Regions from separate parts of the Homo sapiens genome. Here regions 2, 3 and 4 are each linked to region 1. A link is a contact called in ENCODE Hi-C or POLR2A ChIA-PET data. All regions are on one chromosome and are shown on one strand. The core of a region is the stretch at or near the end of the contact, and the rest is flanking DNA. Distances in the headings are between cores, read along the strand shown. Region 1 holds the start of CD24 (CD24 molecule). Region 2 overlaps RTN4IP1 (reticulon 4 interacting protein 1). Region 3 overlaps QRSL1 (glutaminyl-tRNA amidotransferase subunit QRSL1). Region 4 overlaps QRSL1 (glutaminyl-tRNA amidotransferase subunit QRSL1).

The links. Hi-C counts contacts between places; a loop is a spot of excess contacts on that map. ChIA-PET counts read pairs that join two places held with the same protein, here RNA polymerase II (POLR2A). Pooled maps may share reads with other maps.
Region 2: a map of Calu3 shows a loop between it and region 1 (4-fold over the local background). The contact joins the enhancer-like site here to the promoter of CD24 in region 1. A Hi-C loop is called at or near these places in 34 of 168 maps with a recorded cell type or tissue (A673, B cell, CD14-positive monocyte and 26 more), 37 of 37 single-sample maps with no recorded cell type and 31 of 50 pooled maps. POLR2A ChIA-PET finds 5 or more read pairs at or near these places in 4 of 52 experiments (A673, HEK293, MCF 10A and 1 more).
Region 3: a loop to region 1 is called in a pooled map, with 2.4 times the contacts of the local background. The contact joins the enhancer-like site here to the promoter of CD24 in region 1. A Hi-C loop is called at or near these places in 1 of 37 single-sample maps with no recorded cell type and 3 of 50 pooled maps. POLR2A ChIA-PET finds 5 or more read pairs at or near these places in 9 of 52 experiments (B cell, GM12878, H1 and 6 more).
Region 4: a map of B cell shows a loop between it and region 1 (14-fold over the local background). The contact joins the enhancer-like site here to the promoter of CD24 in region 1. A Hi-C loop is called at or near these places in 1 of 168 maps with a recorded cell type or tissue (B cell) and 6 of 50 pooled maps. POLR2A ChIA-PET finds 5 or more read pairs at or near these places in 4 of 52 experiments (A549, H1, K562 and 1 more).

Annotation. Positions count from the first base shown.
Region 1 is chr6:106,973,445-106,976,072 of GRCh38, reverse strand. CD24 (CD24 molecule) reads left to right here and starts at 1,344. Exons shown (of 2, transcript NM_001359084.1): 1 at 1,344-1,495. The coding sequence starts at 1,427. RefSeq lists silencers at 583-802, 843-992.
Region 2 is chr6:106,573,559-106,576,186 of GRCh38, reverse strand. The region is part of intron 8 of RTN4IP1 (reticulon 4 interacting protein 1); the gene reads left to right. Among named protein-coding and RNA genes, the nearest start is that of RTN4IP1, 55 kb to the left of the region's middle. RefSeq lists an enhancer at 362-882. Within about 2 kb of position 1,291, at least 9 of the 41 ENCODE cell types and tissues checked have a DNase peak (open chromatin) inside an H3K27ac peak, as active enhancers do; they include CD14-positive monocyte, HCT116, PC-3 and 2 more, where a contact is called at or near this core.
Region 3 is chr6:106,647,736-106,650,363 of GRCh38, reverse strand. It overlaps QRSL1 (glutaminyl-tRNA amidotransferase subunit QRSL1), which reads right to left. Exons shown (of 11, transcript NM_018292.5): 5 at 1,163-1,339. Among named protein-coding and RNA genes, the nearest start is that of QRSL1, 19 kb to the right of the region's middle. Within about 2 kb of position 1,288, at least 2 of the 41 ENCODE cell types and tissues checked have a DNase peak (open chromatin) inside an H3K27ac peak, as active enhancers do; they include B cell and OCI-LY7, where a contact is called at or near this core.
Region 4 is chr6:106,665,460-106,668,087 of GRCh38, reverse strand. QRSL1 (glutaminyl-tRNA amidotransferase subunit QRSL1) reads right to left here. Exons shown (of 11, transcript NM_018292.5): 11 at 1-2,306. The coding sequence ends at 2,086. Among named protein-coding and RNA genes, the nearest start is that of LINC02526, 29 kb to the left of the region's middle. Within about 2 kb of position 1,292, at least 4 of the 41 ENCODE cell types and tissues checked have a DNase peak (open chromatin) inside an H3K27ac peak, as active enhancers do; they include B cell, where a contact is called at or near this core.

The DNA of each region.
Region 1 (2,628 bases), core at 95-2,594:
AATTAAAATTTAAACTCAAAATACTCCACCAGTAAAATTACTTCAACTTTTGTTGTATGCTTGAAAGTTTTCACAATAAGATGGATAGGAAAAAAGTATTCCACCAAAATCTAAAGAGTGATGACGAATCTCCTCTTTGTGCCGGTTCATTAAATTGCCTAATGGCAACTACGGATAAGTAAATGCCTTTATCTCGAACGGTTCTGCTCTTTAAACGAATGACGGGCAACAGAGACCGAAAAAGTGTATCCCCAGGAATTCGAGAGGGACGGTGAATTGTAGTGGGACCGCCAGGAGGGGAGGTTCCTGCCCCCGAGTAGAACCTGGGAGCAGAGCCGCTCGGGGAGGGCGGTGGGGGCTTCAGGGCCGCGGAGGGGGTCCCCTCAGGGTGGGCCGTCTCCTCCTCGCCCGCCGCAGGCAGGAGCGCGGGGGACCGAAACCCTGTAGTTTGCAGCGTCAGGCAGCGGGTCTGCGCCCAGCGAGCGGCTCCCCAGCTCCTGGGAAGATGCGGACCCGGGACGCCCCCGTGAGCTCACTGCGCCTGGCTGACACGAGGCGCTCACAGAACAAAGCAAGGGCTTCGGGGAGGGCGCGGCCGCGGGGCCGAGCGCGCAGATCGCTCCGGACCCGGACACCGCCTGCGAGGAGCGCCGACCAGCCGGGAAGGGTTCGCGCTAGGCGGCGCCCGGGTCCCGTCGGCCAGGGTGAGCGTCCGGCCCGCGTCCGCGCCACGCCCGCCGCGTTCCCCTTTCCTCTGCGGCGGGCCGAGAGATAACCCTGCCCGAGGGGTCCCGGCGCCCGCCCCCCACGCGGTCGCACTGGAATTCGCAGCCCCTCTCGGGTCCCCGGGGCGCATTTTGCAGTCTGAGTGGCAATGCACTTGCTCCAGGACAGGCGGCTACCCCGCCGCAGCGGAGGCGCGGACTTTTCTTTTGGGGGGTAAGATGGCAGGTCCCGGGAAACAAAGGAAACTTGGGCCCGGCCCCCAGCGCGGCGTGTGTGGCTCGCGTGTGTGCCCCGGGTCCTGTGCCGGAGGCGCTGGGCGCCTGTGCCAGCCTGCCCGCAGCCCGCAGCCGGCGCGGGGATACCAGCCGGGTACCAGCAGCCGGCGGCGCCCGCCCACCTGCAGCGGCGCCCGCCCGGGGGGCTCCCGGCCCGCGAGGGCCGGAGCGGCGGTGGCAGTGGCGGCGGCGGCGGGGGCGCTGGGGAACCCGGAGCGGGGCGGGGAAGGCGGGGAGGCGGCGGGCGGCGGCGGAGGGGAGCCGGGGTGGGCGGGCGGCGCCACGTCACGGCTATTGTGGCTTTCCTGGTATATAAGGTCTCGCCGGCTCGCCGCGCTCCCCACCTTGCCTGCGCCCGCCCGGAGCCAGCGGTTCTCCAAGCACCCAGCATCCTGCTAGACGCGCCGCGCACCGACGGAGGGGACATGGGCAGAGCAATGGTGGCCAGGCTCGGGCTGGGGCTGCTGCTGCTGGCACTGCTCCTACCCACGCAGGTGAGGCCCTGGCGCCCGGCGGGGCTCGAGGGCCGTTCCCGGGGTGGGGGCAGGGGAGATGGACCCGGTCCCGGGGGACCGTCCTGCGCTCCTGCCTCGGGCCACGGACAGGGACCGGGAGAGAATCTTGCTTAGCTGACCAGGGGAGAGGGCCATGTGGACCCCATTTTTCCATTCCCTTGCGTGCTGCCCCCCCTCCTCCCACGGCCCTGGGAACAATGCAGCTCCGCGTGCGGGCTGAGAGGACCCTGCCCCACCCCAGGTTCCACGCTGTCCCTTCCCAGGCAGCCAGGTGACTACTTCCCACTTTCACCCAGAGGCCCGAGGTGCCTGCAGGGATTAGCGCCTGGAGAGCTCGGGCTCCCTGGGGACGTTGTCCCTGGGTCCCTGAGGACTCGCTTTCCCCTAGGAATGTCTTCGCGCTCCCCGCGCTCTACACAAAGAGAGGCGACGGTCCCTTTCGGGGAGGGCGGCTCACGCCCATCCTCCACCCTCGGAGTTGGATTGGGTATCCCGGAGAAGCTACGGCTATCTGGCCCTTTTTAAACAAACCCCGGTTCCGGGCTGAAGCCGAGGCGGGGACCCTCTCCTGACGCTGCGCTCTCTGCGAGGCAACCTTTCACGTCCATCGCTTGTCATCTTAGGATCCCCATGTTATTTTAGCCCAGATTGGCTAGTTCTGGGGAGGCAGCATGGTGGGACGATTCTGTCCCGAGTCCCCGCCAGGCTTTGTTCGGGTCGCCGCTACCAGCGCGGTCTCCCTAGATCCTCCATCCGGGGAACCTCGCCCCGGGTGCGGGTACCCGGGGCCGCGCAGCGCTGCCTCGAGGGTGTATGGATGCACCGCGCCGGCGAGAGAGACCGGGGGCTGGGCCTGGGAGACCCTAGCGGGGGCGGGGGCGAAGAAGGTACGTTTGTTTGGGTCAGTTCGGGTTTGGAGGATGGGAGTGACGGCTCTCCAGCGCCTTCGATTGGGGTTAATCGAGGACTGTCACTGGGGCTTCTCCCCCAAAGTTGGGCGCGCTGCGTCCTCCGTCCCCAGACATCGAAAGTCCGGGCTCACCTGGGAGTGCAGCCTGAGTGTGGAACGCGCTTCCCCACCGCTGGCGGGGTAACCGTACCCTATTGTCTTC
Region 2 (2,628 bases), core at 42-2,541, 400 kb after region 1:
CAACTGAGAGCAAAATTCACCTCTTCCTTTTGTCTTCTTTTTGTCTAAAGGTAGACTGAGTTTAAGTCCCCTTCTTCCCCTTTACCCCAACCCAGGAAATACTGAACCTTTCACAGAGGTCAGGGGCATACCTGTCCAGGAGGTAGTGCTGGAACTGCGGTCCTGGTGCCTGTCCACAGGTGTGTGGATTTGGACTCAGACCAGGAGCCCTTAGGTCTTCCTTGGTGTTTGTCACCTGTCAGTGTCCCCTCACACACCTCACCCTCTGAGATCTGCAGCCTCTGTGCCTGGTGGAAGAAGAGGCCAAGGGTCTAGGAAAAGAAGTGGAATAGACTGTGACTTCCCAGATTACATCCATTCCATGCAGTAATGACATTAGGAGTCCTGGGTCCTTGTTTTGGCTCTGCTATTGACAGCTCTGACCTTGCACTTACCACTCAATCATTTGCACTTCAGTTTCCTAATCTATCAAAAGAGGCCCACTCGGATATGTTAACTCTACTGTTTTGTGATTCTCACTGGGAAAACGGGAATTGAGGGAAAACCTCTGCCTGCTGCCATGGCTGCCTAGACAGTGTCCTTCTCCACCAGCAGCTTCATGCTCTTGCAGTAGTGAGAGGTTTTCTGTACCGTCTTCCGAAGCCTCAAGTGTTAGAGAGGGTTTTTGCCTCAGCAGGAAGGAGGACTTGCCTAGCGTCTTGTAAGCAGCAATATTCCAAGGCCACATCCAGAGAGGTTAAGGTTCCCGTCGTCCCTACGTTCTCACAGAAGTGATGTCAGGCAGCGGGTGCCAAATCTTGGGGCTTGGCTTGGTTCAGCCTTTGTATCAGGGATGCGAGGCACAATCAGCACCCCACACATGAATCCAAGACTGAATGAGGGCTGCTGCTGTGAGCGTCCCTGGCCGGCTGTGAGCCTCGTGTGTCTGCGCAGTGGGAAGCATGGTGTTGAGCCTGCCCGCTTTATAACAGGGCTCCCTGTGCCAGGTGGACTATAGCAGCGTCATCACATAAACATCCCTACTTCACTGTGAGTAACCTTTCTTTCCCCCCTCTGTATTTTAACTCTGATCCCTTTGTCCTTAACAAACAAGTATTCTAGGCCTGATGTGAGGCTGTACATAGACACTGTCTCATTATCCAGTTAATCTCTGTTTGCTGTCACAGATTCAGCCAGCAGTGGCATTTGCCTGCCTTCAATTTGAAACCTTTTTTTCCATTGTCACTTACGGGAATTGCTGAATGACTCATTGTGCCGTGGTCAGCCCTCTCGGGTTATTTGCCACAATAGGCCTGACCAGCCAGATTAAAGTGGGCAGTAACTGTAAGCTGCCTGTGTCATCAGTTCAGGATCTGTGTCCCCGGTCAGAGCTCTAAATTGAACATTCAGTTCAGCCGGTTTTGGTTTAGTGCCTTAGGAGGCAGGCACTTTGTCAGTCTGTGGAATGGATGGGTATGTGCATGGTACAAGTTAGGGATTCCAGGAATAAGGCAAAGGGCTGGGTGAGTCCCACTTTAGGGTGCATACAGATCACTGGGGAAGCATTTTTCTGCCCCACCCCCTACAGGTTCTGATGTAGTTGTTCTAACAGGAGGCCTTGGACTCTGCATTTTAGGCATGCATTCAGGTGATTCCTTTTCCAGGTAAACAGCATCCTGAAAACAGCATCCCAGGGGCTTTGGAGGAGTGATAGGTTCAGGTTTCATGTGGGACATACAGGAAACAACTGGTTTTTTTTTTTTTGGAGACAGAGTCTCGCTCTGTTGCCCAGGCTGGAGTGCAGTGGCGCGATCTCAGTTCACTGCAACCTCCACCTCCCGGGTTCAAGTAATTCTCATGCCTCAGCCTCCCGAGTAGCTGGGATTACAGACACACACCACCACACCCAGCTAATTTTTGTATTTTTAGTGGAGATAGGTTTCACCATGTTGGCCAGGCTGTCTCAAACTCCTGACCTCAGGTGATTCGCCTGCCTCGGCTTCCCAAAGTGCTGGGATTACAGATGTGAGCCACTGCACTGGGCCGAGAAACATCAATGCATTCCATTCTGCAACATTAATGCAGTCCACCCTAAAGTGGGACTCACCACAGCCCTCTGCCTTATTCTTGGAGAGAATAGAAGACAAATAGGCTTCGTCTCACAAGCCAGCTCAGAGCAGTTAATAGTGGCTGCAGTGGTGAAGATTCTGAGGTCATGCTCAGCTTGTGGGGGATCAGCAATAGTGATGTCCTCCATAGGCGTGGATGGCACCCGTGTAGCACACATCTGTCATCTTGGTGGCCTGGACACAGGGTCGAGAGACCAGGTCCTCAGCTGGCACAAGGAAGGCAGGCCAACATGCAGGCTGTGATAAATCCTTACAGTCCTTGGCTACCTTTCCCTTCCTTTAAGGTTTTAGGGGTAGGTGTAGACAGCAGCAGATGCTATAGGAAAGGCTCAGTGCATAATGGTGATAGCAGATGATGGCATCAGATTGAATCCTGACTTGCTATTTATCAGAAGTGTGACATAGGGCAACTTATTTAACTCTGTTCCTTGATTTATTCATCTGTAAAATGGGAATAACAGTATTTACCCCAGAAAATGGTTATGGGGATTAAATGAGATGAAATCTCTAGAGCCCCTAA
Region 3 (2,628 bases), core at 39-2,538, 330 kb after region 1:
TTCCTTTCTTACAGTGTCAAGTTAAGCTACAAAATCAGACTGTTGCTTTCACAATTTTAAAAGATACATTTTCTTATTAGCATTCACTGACGGCTATGTAAAAGTAAAACTTACATTTCCATAGGAATTATGTGTCAAAATGCCATCTACTAAAAAGCACATTCAGAAAGATGAACACTAAGTGGGATGATGAGGACAGAAAAAAAGCACCTAATCCTGCAGTCCTAACTTGTCAGAACTCACATTAATATTAATGCAATGCTATAAAATTTCACAGAGATAAAATGAAATGGTTTTACTTGTTAATAAGATTTTAGGAAAACTGAAAAAAAATCTGTAGAACTCACATCTCCATAGCTCTAAAAAAATATAAATGATTTATGGATTGCAATGTGTGTGAAAGAACTTAGTTTTAATGGATAATTAAGGGGAGATAAAATACAAAACTATTACTAAAGAAACACATTCATTTTGATTAAATTGAGACTGATAAACACAGCAACAGCCATATTTACTTTCTTTTCTTTGGGTAGTTAAGAAATGCTTTACAAATGGAACTGAAAATATGATCAATGGATTCTTACCAAATACAAAGTATGATAGATAAACAGAATCAGCACCTAACAAGCTTGAAAAAACTTTACTTACTGATGTACATTTTTAATTGCAGATTCCTGAAAACACTATTTAAAATATCTTATTAATACATATTAGCATTTTTTCTTTTTTTTCAAAAGATTGATCTTGCTGAAGGATAAACATTACCAACAGTTTAGTTCAGCAGCACTCAACTAAAGCCATTGTATGTTAGTCCCTAAATATTTGTATAATCAGTGAGCACACACTCAAATTATTTAAAAATGAAATGCAATGAAGTTCATTTATGTTCGATGCTTTATTCTGCAAGATCCACAAAATCATATTTTAAGAGAACCAGATACTATGGAGAAAAATTTGTTATTTTAAAGTTAAAAGTATTAAATATACATAGTGTACTGTACAGTTGAGTGCAACTCAAGATATAATTTTGATATACCTTTGAGCACATATAGCTCACTAGAAAGAAAAATACCAGGATATGAACTACTCTATTGCTGGATACAGTTTATGACTGTTTGTATTTGGGTGGGTTTTAAAATACAGATAGAGAAAAGCATCTTACGCGTAGCATGTGAACGCCGATACAGCAGCTGCACTCCCACCTGAGCTTCCTCCAGTTATCAGCCAGTCTGAATCTTCATTCTCGCTGTGGGGATTCTGCTTCCTCTTTTCTCTATATTGTTTTGAATAACTCCAGGGGTTTTTAACTGGTCCAAATACACCATCTGTGCTCCCAGATCTGATGACGAAGTGAAGCAAGATACCTTAGTAAAACTTTCATTTTATGTGAAAATTTCATCTTCTGAGTATATTATTTGCTTCTGACACTCATTGAGCATTTAAGAACCCACTGTAGCTTGAATTGAAAAAGGTGGGAAGCCTGTTCAGATGTAGCTTTCATTAATTGACAGTTGCGGAGGATGGGAAGGAAGAGCATTTGTGGTAGAAAATAGACAAAGCTAATCTGCTAAGAAAAGATTTTGCCTCTTTTGATCATCCAATTCAACTGAAGATGATTTCCCTTGTGAATCAAGGTCTTCCAGCTGAAAAGGGTTACATTCAAACAGTTAAGAACTTCTGAACCAGAAGTTCTATGAAAAACATTACAAGTGGAATGCTAATAACTTAAATTTTTGAAATGATTTTATTCTCAGATAAATTGCAAAAATAAAAATAACATATAAAGCACTTTATACCCTTTACCCAGACATACCTACGGTCAACATTTTATCCCTTTGCTTTACTACTTGTGTGCTCTGTGTACGTTTGTACATATGTACATATATACACAAAGTATGATAGAAACTTAAGGGTATCTTAAGGGTAACTTACATGTATATCATAGCCCTTTATCCCTAAATACTTTAGTGTGTATTTCCTAACAATAAGGATATCACATTATACAGTCACAGTATAGTTATCAATCTCAGTAACATTAATATCAATACAATAATTTTTTTTTTCTTTTTTGAGACGAGTCTCGCTCTACTGGCAGTCTGGAGTGCAGTGGCGCGATCTCGGCTCACTGCAACCTCCGCCTCCCAGATTCAAGCAATTCTCCTGCCTCAGCCTCCCGAGTAGCTGGGACTACAGGTGCGTGCCATCACGCCGGGCTAATTTTTGTATTTTCAGTAGAGACGGGGTTTCACCACGTTGGCCAGGATGGTCTCAATCTCTTGACCTCGTAATCCACCCGCCTTGGCCTCCCAAAGTGCTGGGATTACAGGGGTGAGCCACCACGCCCGGCCTACAATACTTTTATCGAATCTACTGTATGTAATTCAATTCTGTCAACTGATTCAATAATGTACTTTGGCTGGGTGCAGTGGCTCACGCCTGTAATCCCAGCACTTTGGGAGGCCGAGGAGGGCGGAACACGAGGTCAGGAGATCGAGACCATCCTGGATAACACGGTGAAACCCCATCTCTACTAAAAATACAAAAAATTAGCCGGGCGTGGTGGCGGGCGCCTGTAGTCCCAGCTACTCGGGAGGCTGAGGCAGAAGAATGGTGTGAACCCGGGAGGCG
Region 4 (2,628 bases), core at 43-2,542, 310 kb after region 1:
GTGTGGTGGCTCACGTCTTTAATCTCAGCACTTTGGGAGGCTGAGGGAGGCAGATCACTTGAGCCCAGGAGTTTGAGACTAGCCTGGGCAACACAGGGAGAGCCCATCTCTCTCTCTCTCTCTTTTTTTTTAAATTCATTACATAAAAACAGATTGGGGCAACGGTTTGTTTATTTACTTGCTTTTGACATCATATTTGCTCCTTCAACTAAAATGGTTTCCTCCATCTAGGATGTTGTGGTGTCTGAGCAATTAAAAAACTTAAAACGGTTTCCTCTTGCTATAAAGTAATGCAATTTTCTCTCATGGATTTCTTCCTCTTTCAGGGATTCAGAGTCAAAATCTATAGGAATATTACTAAGCCTGGCACATAAGACTTTTATGTGAAGTTAATCAGGTTGAGTATTTGGGAGCGGGAGGATCTCAGAGAGGACAGAAAACTGTTTATGAAAACTAACAGGTGACGATGAAACATTCCAGTGGTTCTGCAGATGATTCTGACTCATTATTTTCTCTTCATGAACGTCATATTTAGAAAACAATTTTTTTTTACTAAACAAAGTGAATTTATTAAGTAACAATTCAGCTTTCATTTATCAACAATATGTAAGTGCTAGATTAAAATACCTGATCAATATGAGATGACAATGGTGTTCTAGTGAAGACACAGAAATCCAGTGATGAAGCCTTATCATGAGTAAATGGATGGTTTCCATTAGATTTTGTCAAATATTGAATACAGATATCCATTAATATCTCTGGGCTCGAGGGTCCCAAATAAAAAACACTCGTAAAGACAGTCAAGAGGAAAAGGAAACCATGAGATATAGAGAATCTGGGGTAAGGCAAGTTCTTGCCATGCGCATCCCCTCTTCTGCTTCATCAGCAAATTATCTGCATGTTTTTCAGAGTGTATGTTACTTGTGTATTTTGAACCTTTTTCACTAATACCATGCTCTGCTATCTACCAAGTTTCCAATCTGTGATGGTCTGTTAGGTTACAATAAATGTTTCGATGACATTAATGAGCTCATTTGTGATCAGTAAATAGGAGCATGAACTCAGTGTAACATGGAGTTGTTCTGGCTTCTAGGCATGGGCTCCGGAATAGCAGAAGTAAAATTGTAACTCTAAGGAGGAAAGGAAAGTTCTCAGTCATTTCAGCTCTTTCTTAGGGAAATAAAAGGAGTCCCTGCAAGTGGAGCTCCTCCCCAGAGAGGCATACCCCTGAGATTTGCATGATTCTGGGCCCTGACTGGTTGCATTTCCTCCTGTGCTCAAAGTTCCTCTTCCACCTGCTCTGCTCAGCGCTCAGAAGCCAATAATCGCACTCAATTGTTTCTGTGCATTTTTAACAACCCCTGAGGCGGCCTTCACCACATGATAAGTTGCCTGCCTAGGCTATCCAAGTTACCTCTAGAAGGACTATTCATGTTTTTGTTAGTGCTTTAGTTACACAGATGTACAATTTTTGAGAAGTTTATCCCTAATCTTATTTTTACTGTAAACTCTTTAATGAACATTATGGCAGAATGCATTGTCTTTGAGGAACAGGTATCTTGTGTTATTGTAGAAGTATTGTACACTTAGTGGATGCTTACTAAATGCTGACACGTTATTTATTATTAATTGTCACAGGAATTTTAAAAAGTAATTCCATGGAATGACTGTATTAACAAGAACCTAATTACAAGAATTGAGCAAGACCATTTGACTCTCTAGAATATAGAATCTCTGTACGTCATTTTATTTTATTTTATTTATTTATTTTGAGACACAGTCTTGCTTTGTCACCCAGGCTGGAGTGCAGTGCAGTGGCATGATCTCGGCTCACTGCAACCTCCACCTCCAGGGTTCAAGTGATTCTCCTGCCTCAGCCTCCTGAGTAGCTGGGACTACAGATGCCCGCCACTAAGCCTGGCTAATTTTTGTATTTTTAGTAGAGACGGGGTTTCACCATGTTGACCAGGCTGTTCTAGATCTTCTGACCTCATGATCCGCTCGCCTTGGCCTCCCAAAGTGCTGGGATTACAGGTGTGAGCCACTGCACCCAGCCTAAAAGTCATTTTAATTTGTAAGATATGTTTACTGTTTTAGAGAGACAGAGGCTAACTTTTCATTTTCAAGGACTGCTGAACAATCATCCATGAGTTCTTGAAGTTGAATAACAGGAAACTGTACTTGTTTTTCAAACCATTTGGCTACTGTAAGAAGCTGCTGGTCACAAAACGCACGTCCAATAAACTGCAGTCCTATTGGCAACCCTTGGTTTGAGAGTGCAACAGGGATACTCACTGCTGGCAATCCTGGGAAAAGAAGGAAACCCAGTAGGTGATTAATTCTCCACCCTAATTAGCAGAGACCTCTTCCACTTTCCAGTGCTAATAAGTACAATACAGGATAAGGTTTAAAAAACAACCAAAAATATTATGCTATATAATGCTTTTGTACTATGTTTTGTTTACTTAACAATATATCTTGGAAATCATTCTGTATCAGTTCACAGAAACCTTCTTCATTCATTTCTTATTGCTGTATAGTACTCCATTACTTGGTTTTACCATAATTGAGTAAACCAGTCTTCTGTGGTTGGGTATTTAGATTGTTTTCAATATTTAGCTATTTTAT